Linked DNA regions of Homo sapiens: regions 2, 3, 4 and 5 are each linked to region 1. A link is a contact called in ENCODE Hi-C or POLR2A ChIA-PET data. All regions are on one chromosome and are shown on one strand. The core of a region is the stretch at or near the end of the contact, and the rest is flanking DNA. Distances in the headings are between cores, read along the strand shown.

What was found. A loop is a pair of places that touch in the nucleus more often than their neighbours do. ChIA-PET counts read pairs that join two places held with the same protein, here RNA polymerase II (POLR2A). Pooled maps may share reads with other maps.
Region 2: a pooled map shows a loop between it and region 1 (2.5-fold over the local background). The contact joins two enhancer-like sites. A Hi-C loop is called at or near these places in 19 of 37 single-sample maps with no recorded cell type and 5 of 50 pooled maps. POLR2A ChIA-PET finds 5 or more read pairs at or near these places in 3 of 52 experiments (A673, OCI-LY7 and activated naive CD4-positive, alpha-beta T cell).
Region 3: a loop to region 1 is called in a pooled map, with 5 times the contacts of the local background. The contact joins two enhancer-like sites. A Hi-C loop is called at or near these places in 6 of 37 single-sample maps with no recorded cell type and 4 of 50 pooled maps. POLR2A ChIA-PET finds 5 or more read pairs at or near these places in 1 of 52 experiments (OCI-LY7).
Region 4: a loop to region 1 is called in a map with no recorded cell type, with 2.5 times the contacts of the local background. The contact joins two enhancer-like sites. A Hi-C loop is called at or near these places in 2 of 37 single-sample maps with no recorded cell type and 2 of 50 pooled maps. POLR2A ChIA-PET finds 5 or more read pairs at or near these places in 2 of 52 experiments (activated B cell and activated T-cell).
Region 5: a pooled map shows a loop between it and region 1 (3-fold over the local background). The contact joins two enhancer-like sites. A Hi-C loop is called at or near these places in 1 of 168 maps with a recorded cell type or tissue (B cell), 2 of 37 single-sample maps with no recorded cell type and 3 of 50 pooled maps. POLR2A ChIA-PET finds 5 or more read pairs at or near these places in 3 of 52 experiments (K562, OCI-LY7 and activated B cell).

Annotation. Positions count from the first base shown.
Region 1 is chr3:177,246,142-177,248,966 of GRCh38, reverse strand. LOC107986053 (a long non-coding RNA gene) reads right to left here. Exons shown (of 3, transcript XR_001740576.2): 3 at 334-399. Among named protein-coding and RNA genes, the nearest start is that of LINC00501, 47 kb to the left of the region's middle. Within about 2 kb of position 1,491, at least 2 of the 41 ENCODE cell types and tissues checked have a DNase peak (open chromatin) inside an H3K27ac peak, as active enhancers do.
Region 2 is chr3:177,039,780-177,042,604 of GRCh38, reverse strand. All of the region lies in intron 10 of TBL1XR1 (TBL1X/Y related 1), which reads left to right. The region is part of intron 2 of TBL1XR1-AS1 (TBL1XR1 antisense RNA 1); the gene reads right to left. Among named protein-coding and RNA genes, the nearest start is that of TBL1XR1-AS1, 3.8 kb to the right of the region's middle. RefSeq lists a silencer at 735-979 and an enhancer at 2,390-2,684. Within about 2 kb of position 1,389, at least 9 of the 41 ENCODE cell types and tissues checked have a DNase peak (open chromatin) inside an H3K27ac peak, as active enhancers do.
Region 3 is chr3:177,426,265-177,429,089 of GRCh38, reverse strand. No RefSeq gene overlaps it. Among named protein-coding and RNA genes, the nearest start is that of LINC00578, 14 kb to the left of the region's middle. Within about 2 kb of position 1,374, at least 5 of the 41 ENCODE cell types and tissues checked have a DNase peak (open chromatin) inside an H3K27ac peak, as active enhancers do.
Region 4 is chr3:177,108,509-177,111,333 of GRCh38, reverse strand. The region is part of intron 1 of TBL1XR1 (TBL1X/Y related 1); the gene reads left to right. Among named protein-coding and RNA genes, the nearest start is that of TBL1XR1-AS1, 73 kb to the right of the region's middle. Within about 2 kb of position 1,418, at least 3 of the 41 ENCODE cell types and tissues checked have a DNase peak (open chromatin) inside an H3K27ac peak, as active enhancers do.
Region 5 is chr3:177,375,975-177,378,799 of GRCh38, reverse strand. No RefSeq gene overlaps it. Among named protein-coding and RNA genes, the nearest start is that of LINC00578, 65 kb to the left of the region's middle. RefSeq lists an enhancer at 354-533. Within about 2 kb of position 1,484, at least 5 of the 41 ENCODE cell types and tissues checked have a DNase peak (open chromatin) inside an H3K27ac peak, as active enhancers do.

The DNA.
Region 1 (2,825 bases), core at 242-2,741:
ACCTCATACCCATCCTAGAATAATATTCTTGAACTATTACATGAGTTTCAAAAAGAAAATATTCCAGATTATATGGCCAGAGCCCAGCCTCCCTCCCAAAAAATAGTACCCTTATCCCCAAAGAAAGAACTCTAGAATCATCTCTCATTTCACTGATGGTTCTTTATATGCTTTTTCCTTTCACTCATGGGTACTATAAATATTTATTATAGTCAATGATCTATTTATATAACCTTTCAATTTTTTATTATCCAGTTATCTGGATGCCCTCTATAAGACCTGCTGCTTCCATGTTATCAATCTTAAATTATAATGGGAAAAGAAGATATACCCGCAAAATGCCTTCTTACACTTGGAGTCCTAAAGGTGTCTTTTCCAAGGAAAGATGGGCCATCCATGCTGAAACAAGCAAAATACAAGTCAGTATGGAAAATTTCTTATTGTATCTTGAGTTTCAAGGGGGATTGGTAAGGACAACTTCACACATACTTTCAGTGGCCAGTTGCATAAATGTAAGTATGTACGGACCATTGCACTGGCCTCTTAACTCATCTACCTGTTTCCACTATGTACCCCTGAAATCTGAATGCCAGAAAGATCTTTCTAAAATGCAAAGGATCACGTCGCTTAAATTCTTCTTCTTTTTTGTGGGGGGGGTGGGGGGGGGGCGTGTGGGGCGGGCAGGGACGGAGTTTCGCTCTTGCTGCCCAGGCTGGAGTGCAATGGTGCCATCTTGGCTCACCACAACCTTCGCCTCCTGGGTTCAAGCAATTCTCCTGCCTCAGCCTCCCGAGTAGCTGAGATTACAGGCTCCCGCCACCACGCCCAGCTGATTTTTGTATTTTTGGTGGAGACGGGATTTTGCCATGTTGGCCAGGCTGGTCTTGAACTTCCGACCTCAGGTGATCAGCTCGCCTTGGCCTCCCAAAGTGCTGGGATTATAGGTGTGAGCCACTGTGCCTGGCCTTTTTTTTTTTTTTTTTGAGACAGAATCTCGCTCTGTTGCCCAGGCTGGAGTTCAGTGGCGCGATCTTGGCTCACCACAATCTCCGCCTCCCGGGTTCAAGCGATTCTTTTGCCTCAGCCTCCCGAGTAGCTGGGACTACAGGCACGCGCCACCACACCAAGCTAATTTTTTTTTTTTTTGAGACAGAGTCTCGCTCTGTTGCCCAGGCTGGAGTGCAGTGGCACGATCTCCGCTCACTGCAAGCTCCGCCTCCCGGGTTCACGCCATTCTCCTGCCTCAGCCTCCCAAGTAGCTGGGACTATAGGCGCCCATCACCACGCCCGGCTAATTTTTTTGTATTTTTAGTAGAGACGGGGTTTCACCGTGTTAGCCAGGATGGTCTCGATATCCTGACCTCGTGATCTGCCCGCCTCGGCCTCACAAAGTGCTAGGATTACAGGCGTAAGCCACCGCGCATGGCTAATTTTTGTATTTTAAGTAGAGACGGGGTTTCGCTATGTATTTTAAGTAGAGACGGGGTTTCGCTATGTTGGCCAGCTGGTCTCCAACTCCTGACCTCGTGATCTGCCCGCCTGGGCCTCCCAAAGTGCTGGGATTACAGGCGTGAGCCACTGCGCCTGGCCCCTCCCACTTAAAATCTTTCATTGGATTTCCACCGCTCTTGGAAAAACACCAAAGTCCTCACTGTGACCTGAGAACCCCCTTGGGACCCTAATCTTCCTATGCCTCCCTCTCCTGTGCTCACTGACTGCCTCTCACATTTGTCTTTCTTCAATTCCTTCCAAACTACTATCTTCTTCCTTTTGAAGAACCTTTACAAAGGTTATTTCTTTTGCTTGAAATAGTCTTCCCTTCTCATGCCTCCCTCAACTTATTTAACTCCTACTCAAATGTCACATTTTTAGGGAAGTAAGCCTCTTCAGACTTATTTGCATTCCCCATCATGCAAATTTATATGATTACACTTTTTCACAGAACTTTTACAGTCGTAATTTTCTGTGCATTTGTAAGCATATTTGATTCAAGTATGGCCACAAGGCTCATGACAGGATGGACAACGTCTATTTTGCTCACAATTGTCTCTTATGGCTTATGAGGGGATTTAATAAATATTGGTTGAATAAAATGAATAAATGAATGAATGAAATATAATTTGTAAGGTAAGGATAAAAGGCTTGTTCTTAGAGCCTGGAATTCTCTTCATTGTTTAAGTCTGATGACATAACATGAATTGGGAAATGTATTAAGAATTTCCGGAATTTTTTTTTTTTGAGACGGTGTTTCACTCTTGTTGCCCAGGCTGGAGTGCAGTGGCGCGATCTCAGCTCATGGCAACCTCCGCCTCCCGGGTTCAAGCAATTCTCCTGCCTCAGCCTCCCAAGTAGCTGGGATTACAGGTGCCCGACAACACGCCCAGCTATTTTTTTGTATTTTTAGTAGAGATGAAGTTTCACTATGTTGGCCAGGCTGGTCTCAAACTCCTGACCTCAGGCGATCTACAGTCTCGGCCTCCCAAAATGCTAGGATTACAGGCGTGAGCAACCGCGCCCGGCCGATTTCTGGAATTTGATTGTTGAGCCTGAAATGTATGTTTATAAGGCTCCATTTCTCTTTCTTTCTTTCTTCCTTTTTTCCTTTCTTTCTCTCGTTCTCTCCTTCTTTCTTTCTTTCTTTCTTTCTGTCTTTCTTTTTTGACATGGTGTCTTGCTCTGTCGCCCAGGCTGGAGGGCAGTGGCACAATCTCGGCTCACTGCAACCTCTGCCTCTCGGGTTCAAGCCATCCTCCTGCCTCAGCCTCCCAAGTAGCTGGGATTACAGGCATGCACCACTACTCCCAGCTAATTTTTGTATTTTTAGT
Region 2 (2,825 bases), core at 140-2,639, 210 kb after region 1:
GAGTAAATATAAAATAAGGAGGTATGTGTTCTTTGATTACATCAATCTATAAGCACTGTATTTTATGAGGCAGGCATATCACAAAAGCGTTAATCACACAACCTACGTTGCAACATTTCCTACATCCCAACAATCTTGATTTGGTTATGTAGTTTGGTTTTGTTTTTCTTTTATGAACCTAATAGCGTGTTTGTTTTAATGCTACTTTTTGTTTATTTTAGCCTCCTCTCTAACATTTTGCAGGCTGCCCTGTATAAAATTAACACCTCTGGAACATCCTGACATATATTTGGCCTTGTGAATAACACTTTAATGTATCTTTAACTGTCTTCTAATTGGATTTTTCAGGCCTCCCTTCCCCATTTTTTTGCACTTGTTAACAATAGAAAGATTACTAACCAAAAAAATTAAAATTTTTAGAATTGTATTTTAAGTGATAATACTTAATGTCAAAATGAAAGTGCACAGTCAAAATGAAAGTGCACAGTAGTTACTGAATTAGGTTCCATGGAGGAAAACGACGTGTAAACTAGACACTCCAATAAAGGGAATTTAATACAAAGAAATATTTGCAGAGGTGTTGGGAAGAGTGAAAAACTAAGGAATAGGAGGTAACCAAGAGACTAATTGAAGGAAGTCTAAGACTCTAGAGGAGAAGGCAGGACCTGATTGTCCAGTGGGGACTGGGTTGTAGAGGATAGGCTGCCTGGCAATGCTCGACACCCAGCCTGAAATGATGGCAGTCGTGCTTGTCTTCTTACTACTCCTAACTTTGGACTCCTCACTTTGAACTCCTGACAGTGTCTTACATTGTATGAACCCATCTGGAAACCACTAGGCACAGGAACCCGGGACATAACTTACAATAGCCCTCCTGGGTTGCACATCCTAGCAGGGCAGAGTGCAGTAAGGAACGAATGAGAGTTGACTGCCAAATGAACAGGACAGTCATCCACATTGCTGTCAGAAATGGTGATACACACAAGTAGAGGCAGAGTTCACACATCATGCGGATAAAGTTGGCACATATTTTTGTTTACTAGTTGATTTAGGTTGGGTTTCTCCAAAAGGCAGGCCCTGTGCCAAACATTTGAGTGAAGTGACTTATTGTGGAAAACCTCTTAGGAGAAATAAGTGAAGAAATATGGGAAGCAGGATGGGGGGGAGGGAAGAAGCCAAGGAAGGAAGTGATTCTGGTGAAGAAAGGCCCAGTCTCAGCCTGGTGCAGAGGGGAGCTTGCACCTCAAAGTTTTTCTTACATTGAACCAAGGGTGCTAGGTCTTTAGATCTCTCCTCCCTCCCTCCTTCCCAAAAACATACACAACACCAGCTTGGATACAGAGCAGCAGAGCAAGGCAGTTCTGTGAAGTTTGTCCCTGGCAGCCCTTAGCAGTGAAGCACTCAGCTGGGAATTGGACACAGCACAGGCAAAAAGGCTTATGGGCAGGAAGAGCAAACACCAGCTAAAGCAGTGCTGCTTCATGACTAGAATAAAAATACAGCCTGCAACTTACTCAGCCTGACAACTCTGAGGTGTGATTTTTGACTATGTTTACTTTGTTGGGAATTCTCATAATTTGAAATTTTGTATAAAAGGTGAATTTATGTTAATAATTTTATATGGCACTTTGTTAAAAGGTTGATTGAGGGAGGATTAAATATTTTAAAAATATAGTTATTTGAAATTTCATGTAACCTCCATAGTAAGTTCCCATTAAATCTTTTCTTTCCAGTCTGTTTCCTTTATGAGCTTACTCTATCCAAGTGGTGTCCTGATACCTAGTTTTTCATTGTAGAAATATACCCAAAACTAATTATTTTAATGTCTGGTCATATTACTACAATTCGCTTCTTTGTTCTTTAGTACTTAGTACTTTTAGATTTGGGGCTTACCTGATTTGTCTTTAGCCAGGCAGTGAAATCAATTTCACTCTTTCCTGTTGTACTTTATCTTTTAAAAAAAAAAAATCTCAGTATAGTTCTGATTAAAATTTCCTTTCTGAGTCCTAAATGCTTTAAATCTTCTTTTCCCATTCTTTTTACTTCTCCTATCCATAGTTACAAGTTCTTACGCATGACATATCTCTTGGCTGATAAGTTTAACTGCTTAAGCACCTGTTTATGTTTCATTTTTAACATAGCCAGTTACTATTATGCTTGGATATACACAATGAGGGAGTTTGTGGCTTTGTTTTCCCTTTCCACAGACGTCTCTAATCTCCTTTATTAAATGCTTTGTATTTCTACTAATTAGTATACATAGCTAAACTTTTTGTTTTTGTTTTTTGAGACATAGTAGTCTTACTCTGTTGCCCAGACTGGAGTGCAGTGGTGCAATCACGGCTCACTGCAGCCTCGGCCTCCCCAGCTCAAGCAGTCCTCCTGCCTCAGCCTTCCAAGTAGCTGGGACTATAGGCATGGACCACTACACCTGGCTAATTTTTTATTTTTTAGAAATGAGGTCCCACTGTCTTGCCCAGGCTGGTCTCAAACACCTGGGCTCAAACAGTTCTCCTGCCTTTGCTACCAAAGCGCTGAGTCACACCTGGCCACACAGCTCAACTTTAACTCTCCTGTTTTTCCCCTTTAAGTTTTTTCTTTAAATTAGGGTTGACAAACTTTCACTAAAGGACTTGAAAGTATTTTAGACATTGTAGGCCATAAGATCTCAGTTGCCACTAATCAGCTCTGCCCTTGTAGTGAAAAAGCAGCCATAGGTAATATGCAACTTCATGCATTTGTCTGGGTTTCAATAAAACTCTTATTTATGGACACTGAACTTTAAATCTCATTTTTCCACATTTGTATGTCTTCCTTTGATCCCC
Region 3 (2,825 bases), core at 125-2,624, 180 kb before region 1:
GTTGGATTCTTTGAGTTTACTTAACCCCATCCTCCACCAACTGCCTTTCTGAACTTGAGCTAGTGGATTTCTATTCCTTGTCATTTAAAAAAAAAATGTCCTTTGGGAGGCCCAGGCAGGCAGATCACAAGGTCAGGAGATCGAGACCATCCTGGCTAACACGGTGAAACCTCATCTCTACTAAAAATACAAAACATTAGCCAGGCGTCGTGGGAGGCGCCTGTAGTCCCAGCTACTCAGGAGGCTGAGGCAGGAGAATGGCATGAACCCGGGAGGCAGAGTTTGCAGTGAGCGAGATCACACCACTGCACTCCAGCCTGGGCGACAAAAAAAAAATTGTCTCAGCCAGGCATGGTGGCCCATGCCTGTAATCCCAGTACTTTGGGAGGCCGAGGCAGGCAGATCACCTGACGTCAGGAGTTCAAGACCAGCCTGGCCAACATAGTGAAACCCCGTCTCTACTAAAAATACAAAAATTAGCTGGGCGTGGTGGGCAGGCGCCTGTAGTCCCAGCTACTCAAGAGGCTGAGGCAGGAGAATCGCTTGAACCCAGGAGGCAAAGGTTGCAGTGAGCCGAGATCGCACCACTGCACTCCAGCCTGAGCGACAGAGTGAGACTCCGTAAAAAAAAAAATTGTCTCAAATTGAAAACATGGACTAACATTCGTGTATTTGAAGAAAAAGAGATTTAACACTGTTTTTTATCTAAGATTGTTTTTACTAGACAATTTCTCTTATTTCTGCAATACCAAAAATATGCAACCATCAATCAGATTTCTTTCTTATATTCCCTTTAAACATTGTGAAAAAATGTTTTTCAGGCATAAGGAAAAGCCCAGCTCTCAGCCCGTCTCTTCATCCTGCCCCTGCCCATCCCCACCGTCACCATAGTGTAGGTTTGATCTTGTGTCCATCCCCAGCCCAGCCCCCTGCACAGATTGCATAATCTGCTTGCTAAGGCATAGCTCAGAACTTCAGAGTCCCAAAGAGAGCACATCAGTGACCCCACTGGGTAGAAGCCCCTGTCATTGTCATTTTCCCATTGAGATACAATCCAGAGAAGTGAAGGGATGATTTAATATCCCACAGGGAACAAGCAAGGGAAATCGCATTTTATTTAACCTTCAACCAGCCTAAAAGGTAAAATATTATCCTAAAAGGTAAAATGTACAAACACACTCAACCTCACAAGGCTTGCCTATGCTTTACCAAAGATCACACATCCAGTAAGGGCTGAGGCCTGACTTTGAGTGAAACTTATTAAACTCTAAAGTCTATACTCATTTAATAATACATCCTTCTGCCTCCAAGTTTTTCGTGGTCAAACCACATTTAAACCCAGATCACATGACTCCTGATGACTAAACAAGGGTTCTCTCCAGTCATTATTCTGGTGTTCTCCAGGAACAGCTCAAAGAAAAAGGTGTGGAGATGTAGCATTGGGTAGAAGATGAAAAGGAAGGCAGCTGAGAGCCACCTTGTTACTTCAGCCCTCTCTCCTCTTTTTCTTTAACATTTCATCAAACAAGGGCATGATTTATAAGCCATCTCCAGGTTGTGGCCCTGAGTCACTGTCCCTACCCAGTCCAACCCTGGGGGAGGCAGTCTCTAAGATACCCACCAATGACCCCCACCTGCAGGATTCATACCCTCGTGTTATACGCTCCCTCGCTGTACCAGGGTTGGTCTGGATAACCAACCCCATATAACAGCACTTCTGACAGTGGGTTAGTAAAAGTGTGCAACTTCCGACTTGGGTATTCTTTCTTTCTGTTTCTGTCTTGAATCACTCACTCTGGGGAAAGCCAGCTGTCATATCATGAAGACGCTTAGGCCACTTCAGAGAGGCACACACGGTGAGTGAGGAACTAAAGTCTCCAGCCAACAGCAAGCAAGGAACTAAAACCTGTCAGCAACCATGTGAGTGAGTTAGAAAACGATCATTCCCCAGCTGAGTGTTCATGTGAGACTGCAGCCCTGTCAAACAGCTTCACTGCAACCTCATGGAGACCTTAAGCCAGAACAACCCAGCTAAAATACTCCCAGGCCCCTGAGCCACAGAAAAAGATATCTGTGGCCTTAAGCTGCTAAGTTTGGATGTATTTTGTTACATAAAAATGGACAACAAATTCAAGTCCTGGGAAGTTCCTCCAAATACTAAACATTTCTCCTGCCTAGGCTTTCTCAGGTTATTCCTGTTGAAGTAAGTAGAGTTATTTTCCTTTGTCTCCATAAACAAATCATTGGTGTTAATCCACTGACTCCCCTCCCTGACTGGGGAATAAGCTCTGTAGCTGCTTCACAAATATTTCATTTGAAATATGCATATGGTTCTAGATGATAAAATCTTCAGAAAGCCACTACTGTCTGCTTCCTTTGCTTTGTCATTTTTATAGTCCCTTTAGTTTTCTGAATCTTTCCCTCACAATAAGTCGGTCAATAGAAACCACAGAATTTTAAGGAAGAGTTTGACTCCGCTCCTGGGCAGAATATTTAAATCATAGGTTGTTGTTTGTTTTCAGGTCAACCAGTACAATTATGCAACATAAATTCTTTTAAAGCATCTGGGACTTCAGTTCAATTTAAGATCCTGTGGGTTTTATTACCAGAATGAATGATTATAAAATACATGCATGCAAATGAAGAGATAAAAAAATTAAAGGGCATATGAAATTTAATGGATGCTACTTGTAATTCCATGCCAAATTGTTGCAAAAGACAGTGGCTAGGCCACCATGTGAAAATGTGGTTTATGGTATTTATAACTTGAGAATGCGATTTTAATAGTCTATTGCCATGGATATATATTATAAAACAGAGTAGAG
Region 4 (2,825 bases), core at 169-2,668, 140 kb after region 1:
GCCACTGCACTCCAGTCTGGGCAACAGAGAAAGGCTCTGTCTTTAAAAAAAAAAAAAAAAAATCAATCATAGTGGTTTCTCAGTGGAACTCAGGTGTGTCTAACCCAGGGTAACTTTTGTATCGTTTGTGGATTCTTTGCCCTTTGCATACCTACCTGAATAATGATATGGTGATGGTGATGATAGTAGGGAGAGGTGCAAAGACAATAGCTCCTGGATTGCATGTCCTCCTGTTGTGTGCCTGGCGTGATACTGCCCTGCTAGCCTGTCCTGTCCTGTAGCTTTCTCTGTAAACACATGCCAGGTGTGGCCTACTTAGGTTTTGTGAATTTGTCTAGTTGAGTCTGAGTTGTTAGAGCAGTTCCTTTCAACTGTTGATTTGCTTGACGTGAGATCAAGGGGGTGAAAATCATACACAACACATTTTTTTCCTCTTTGTTTGAAAGATATTTTCCTCTTCTGGACCCTATCTAGAAGAAGTATTCCTTAGACAATTTCCGGCTTCTTTTCTCTCATGAAGAGGAGGTAAGATTTTTGTTCTCACACTTATCTGCTTCCCAAAATATCCCCCCCGTTCTCATTAAGTTCTGACCACTCCTTCCTCTCATCTCATTTAATTCTTATTCATATCTAGAATTGTGTTTTAGGTACAATAGTAGGCATAAGTCACAGACATACTGTCATTTATTCCTGTGCATTTACAATAGAAGGTATTGAAAAAATTCAGCTTAGTGTCTTCATAGTTCTAGCTTTATGCATTTTCACAGACATTTATCCTTTGCCTCCTCTTTGTCTTCTGCTGAAGAATAGTGAACACAGTAGGGAAAAAAAAACCACAAAACCAAGACCAGGTGTTCTTAAGCAAAGAAGTTCTGGTTTGTGTTTTGTTATTTTTCCCTAGTCAGGTATTTTAAATTCGTAATGGTGGGTGTATAGCCCTAGATACATTGTAAGCTTTGCTGGATATTTACAAATTGTTGCCTAAACTGTAGAAGGGCTTAAGTCATTAGACATTCTATTTTAGTGACATTTTTCTGTTTTTCTGTATCATGTGTCTTGGAAAAACTTTGAAGTTCTTTGATGTTAATTTTGTAAGAATGTGTGTCTGAAAATATTTTGACTGAATAGACTCTGGGTTACAGTTAAGAATTTCTTTGATTTGGCACATCTTCTCTTTAGCATTTCATAGCTTTTATCATGGCCTGCATATACAACATGTCAATTATAATGCCTGATAGGTCTCCTAGGAGTTGTAGCTTCACAATATATAGGAGGCATCAGGCACAAATCGATACTGCAGAGAAAAAATTAGAGTAACTAAAACATAAATGACGTATTTTGTGAATAAGGAAGTGTTCTAGGTATGCCTTCCAGTAGTAAGCGGACAACACCAAGATATAAGGCACGTCTTCATACATCATTGTCTGTACACAGAACATCGAGCATACAGGAAGCTTCCTGAGTATCTTGCTGTCTCTCAATTGAAATACAAACCAACTCTGGCTCTGACCATCCTACTTTAATATTGCAACCCAGGGGTTCCTCTTTCACCTCTCTTCCCCCCAACTTCTGAATCCCTTTACCCTGCTTGGACTTTTTCTTTTTTCATAGCATTTATGATTGTAACATTACTTATTAATCAAAATTCTGCTGGAATTTAAACTGTGAGAGAGCAGGGATCTGTGTTTTATTTACTGATGTATTTTAGTAAGTTTTGTCCCCAGTGGGTGAATTAATAGTAACTCGATGTAAAGGGCTAACTTTTAATGTTAACAATCTCTAGTAGAAAGGTTAATTACAATTTGTTTTTTCTTCCTTCTTCCTTTCTTTCCCCACCTCTTCTTTCTTCCCATAGTTCTGTTGTCTACTGCAGGACAAATCTTACAATCATCCCAAAATACAAAAACAAAACAACCTTCTGTTTAGTCTTGGAGGTAAACATAGGCTTTAAATTACATTTCTTCCTATTCTCTTAAAGGGGACTTGCTTGATAGTTTGTATTTTCTTGAGTAACTAATGCATTTCTAATGGAGAGAGTTCATTTAGTGTGCAGGTTCTTTGTTTCTGATTGAATGTTTGGTTGCTTTCATATTCAGTTTATGTTCAATTAAAAAATTGGGAAAAGGTATGAAATTGACAATTTTAAATGTAATTTTGTTTATATATTAACTTGTTTTTAAAAATTAATTACAAATATACAATTTACTTGTTTTTTCCCCATATTTATCTGTGAATTAGATTATGATTTAGGATTGTTAGAAAATGTGAAAAGAAAACATGTTTGACAATAACATTTTCATCTCTATTATAGAAGTGATTTTTGGTATCCAGATATCCTTATCCCATCAAAAAGCTAAAATGCAAGCTCATTTTCTGTTAATTTTTAAGATGGGCATAACATTTCTTCTCATCGCTGCTTGGTGAACATTAGCTAGTATTGCCACAACTTATGGCCAGTGTTTTCTGTTTCTTCCTTCCTTCTATTTGCTCTGGCAAAGAGGACGCATTTCCAGGACCAGTCTCAGCTAGCCCAGTGTCTTTATTGTCTGTTTCTTTGTTGTTTGCATTAATAAAAATACCATTAGTATTTTTTAAACTCATGGAAATTCATAATTCAAACAATTTTTTTGCTTAGGGAGTTGATTCTTTTTGTTCTTTTAATACTATACTATTTTTAACCTTTTTGCTCCCTTTTAAACTATACATGCAGTTATAATTAACTGATATTAGTATTACTTCTGTGCGAAAATGCCTTTAGGCATTCAATAGGATTATAAATCCTAGTTTATTTTCTTTACAATAAGCCAAACACTATGTTCATACTT
Region 5 (2,825 bases), core at 235-2,734, 130 kb before region 1:
GCGCAATGGCTCACACCTGTAATCCCAGCACTTTGAGAGGCAGAGGTGGGTGGATCACTTGGGGTCAGGAGTTCGAGACCATCCTGGCCAACCAACACGATGAAACCCCATCTCTACTAAAAATACAAAAATTAGCCAGGCATGGTGGCGGGCACCTGTAATCCCAGCTACTCAGGATGCTGAGGCACGAGAATCACTTGAACCCGGGAGGCAGAGGTTGCAGTGAGCCGAGATCTTGCCATTGCACTATAGCCTGGGCAACAAGAGCGAAATTCTGTCTCAAAAGAAAAACAAAAAATAAAAAATAAATAAAGGGGTGAAAAGGGACTCCCCTAACCCTCACTGCCACAGTGGTGAGAAAAGAAATCTTCTCACACCCCTAGAATCCACATAGTAAGAAGGGACTTTCCTGCCTACGTGACAAGATGGGAATCCCCTGTCACAGAAGCATCTAGAAAGTAAGGGATGTCCGTCCGTAAATAGAGTATGCACCTCCCAGCCAAGGAAACCGATCTTCCTTGAAGAACAGCTCTATCTACACGTTTCATACACTGTCTCATTGAATCTGCTTTATCATTCCCATTTTACAGACGAGGAATCTGAACTTGTCCATGGTCACAGAACCAGTGAGTGGTAGAATCCAGTTGTCAGTCAATACATGTCAGAATAGTTCCAAAATCACTGTTTCTTCCATTGTAAAATGCACTAAGTTGTCCTCGTGGTCAACTTATTTTAGTTTTTTGTTTGTTTTTTCCTTTTTTTTCTATAGGTGGGGCAAGAGGCAAAGAAGATGTTTTATGTTTTTTGTTTTTGAGACGGTGTCTCACTCTGTCTCCCAGGCTGGAGTGCAGTGGAGCAATCTCTGCTCACTATAACCTCCGCCTCCCAGGCTCAAGGGATTCTTCTTCCTCCACCTCCCTAGTAGCTGGGATTACAATCACTCACCGCCACACCTGGCTAATTTTTGTATTTTTAGTAGAGACGGGGTTTCACCATGTTGGCCAGGCTGGTTTTGAACTCCTGACCTCAAATGATCCACCCGCCTCGGCCTCCCAAAGTGCTGGGATTACAAGCATGAGCCACTGCACCAGGCCAAGAAGATAGTTTTAAAGGGAGAAGTCAAACAAGATGGTAAAGGCTAAAAAATTGTTCTCAAAATGTTTCCAAAATATCCCTTATCATCTTGAGACGGAAGGCAACTCATTGTTGATCTCATGTTAAAGCAACACAGAATAACACCATAAACTTTTTCCATCTACCGTTATCAAGATCAAGGAACCTGGGATTTGTCTTTGTAAATATTATTGACAAACTCCAGGCCAGCGGGGGAAACCCCTATATAGCCCTAGGGAACACACTTAGCCCAGCCTATGTTCCCCAGCATTCTCGGGTAAAACCCAGCTTTCCCCAGGCAAAAGGTGAAGGTGCATAGGAAGTCCAACCCTGTTTGGGAGACTGCCAGACAGAGCCGCCTTCTCAGACCCACTCACCTGGAGCTAAGGTGCCAACACGGGCGTCACTTGAAAATAAGCAGAAAAGCTCTGCAAGTCCCGGCACGGCCACACCACCTCTGCAGTTGCTTCCATTGGAATCACTCCCTGACTCGCTGCTATGCCAGTTTATTTTGTTGCTTATATTCATTAGATGAAAATGATTTAATTAGGCGATTACGTTCGGGCTTGTTTGGTGTGCAGTATCACTCCTGCATTTTTTGGTTGTGTCCACGTATTTAAACCTCAGGGGAAAGGAGAATATTTTTATTCCCATGGCACCTGTCCTTTAGGACAAATTAAATATTGTTTTCTCTTGCTGCCTACCTCATGATCTCACTGCTTTGGGGCTGCATAATGAGAAAGAAACCATTTCAGTAATTGCCATATTGTGAAGAGCTGTAGGGAACGTTATAGCTACTGTATCATAGTACTGAAGTTTTCGTTTATAGGAATAAAAATAGTGATAGAGGAGAGTCCACAAATGCATTGTTTTTCAAGGCTGGCTCAGTCTTTGACTATCTGTGCCCCCTTGATAAAAAATGGCCAAAGATATGCAGACATAGTCTAACTCCTCTTTTCTCATCTGTGCACGTTCAGGAGAAGCAACCATGAACATGAAACAAAAGGGGAAAAACACAGAATGTTTCAGTGCCGTGCATGCAACTGATGCTCAAAGAAAAAAAAGAAAAATACTTGGCCGGGCGTAGTGGTTCATGCCTGTAATTCCAGCCCTTTGGGGGGCCGAGGTGGGTAGAACACTTAAAGGTCAGGAGTTTGAGACCAGCCTGGGCAACATGGTGAAACACCGTCTCTACTAAAAATACAAAAATTAGCTGGGCGTGGTGGCGTACGCCTGTAGTCCCAGCCACTCAGGAGGCTGAGGCAGGAGAATCGCCTGAACCTGGGAGGTGGAGGTTGCAGTGAGCTGAGATTGTGCCAGTGCACTTCAGCCTGGGTGACAGAGCAAGACTCCATCTCAAAAAAAAAAAAAAAATACGGCTGGGTGTGATGGCTCACGCCTGTAATCCCAGCACTTTGGGAGGCTGAGGCGGGTGGATCACAAGGTCAGGAGATTGAGACCATCCTGTGATTGGTGAAACCTCGTCTCTACTAAAAATCCAAAAAAAAAAAAAATTAGCCAGGCGTGGTGGCGGGCGCCTGTAGTCCCAGCTACTCGGGAGGCTGAGGCAGAAGAATGGCATGAACCCGGGAGGCGGAGCTTGCAGTCAGCCGAGAATGCGCCACTGCACTCCAGCCTGGGCGACAGAGCGAGACTCCGTCTCAAAAAAAAAAAAAAAAAAAAAAAAAAAACAAACCTGCTGATTTGATTTT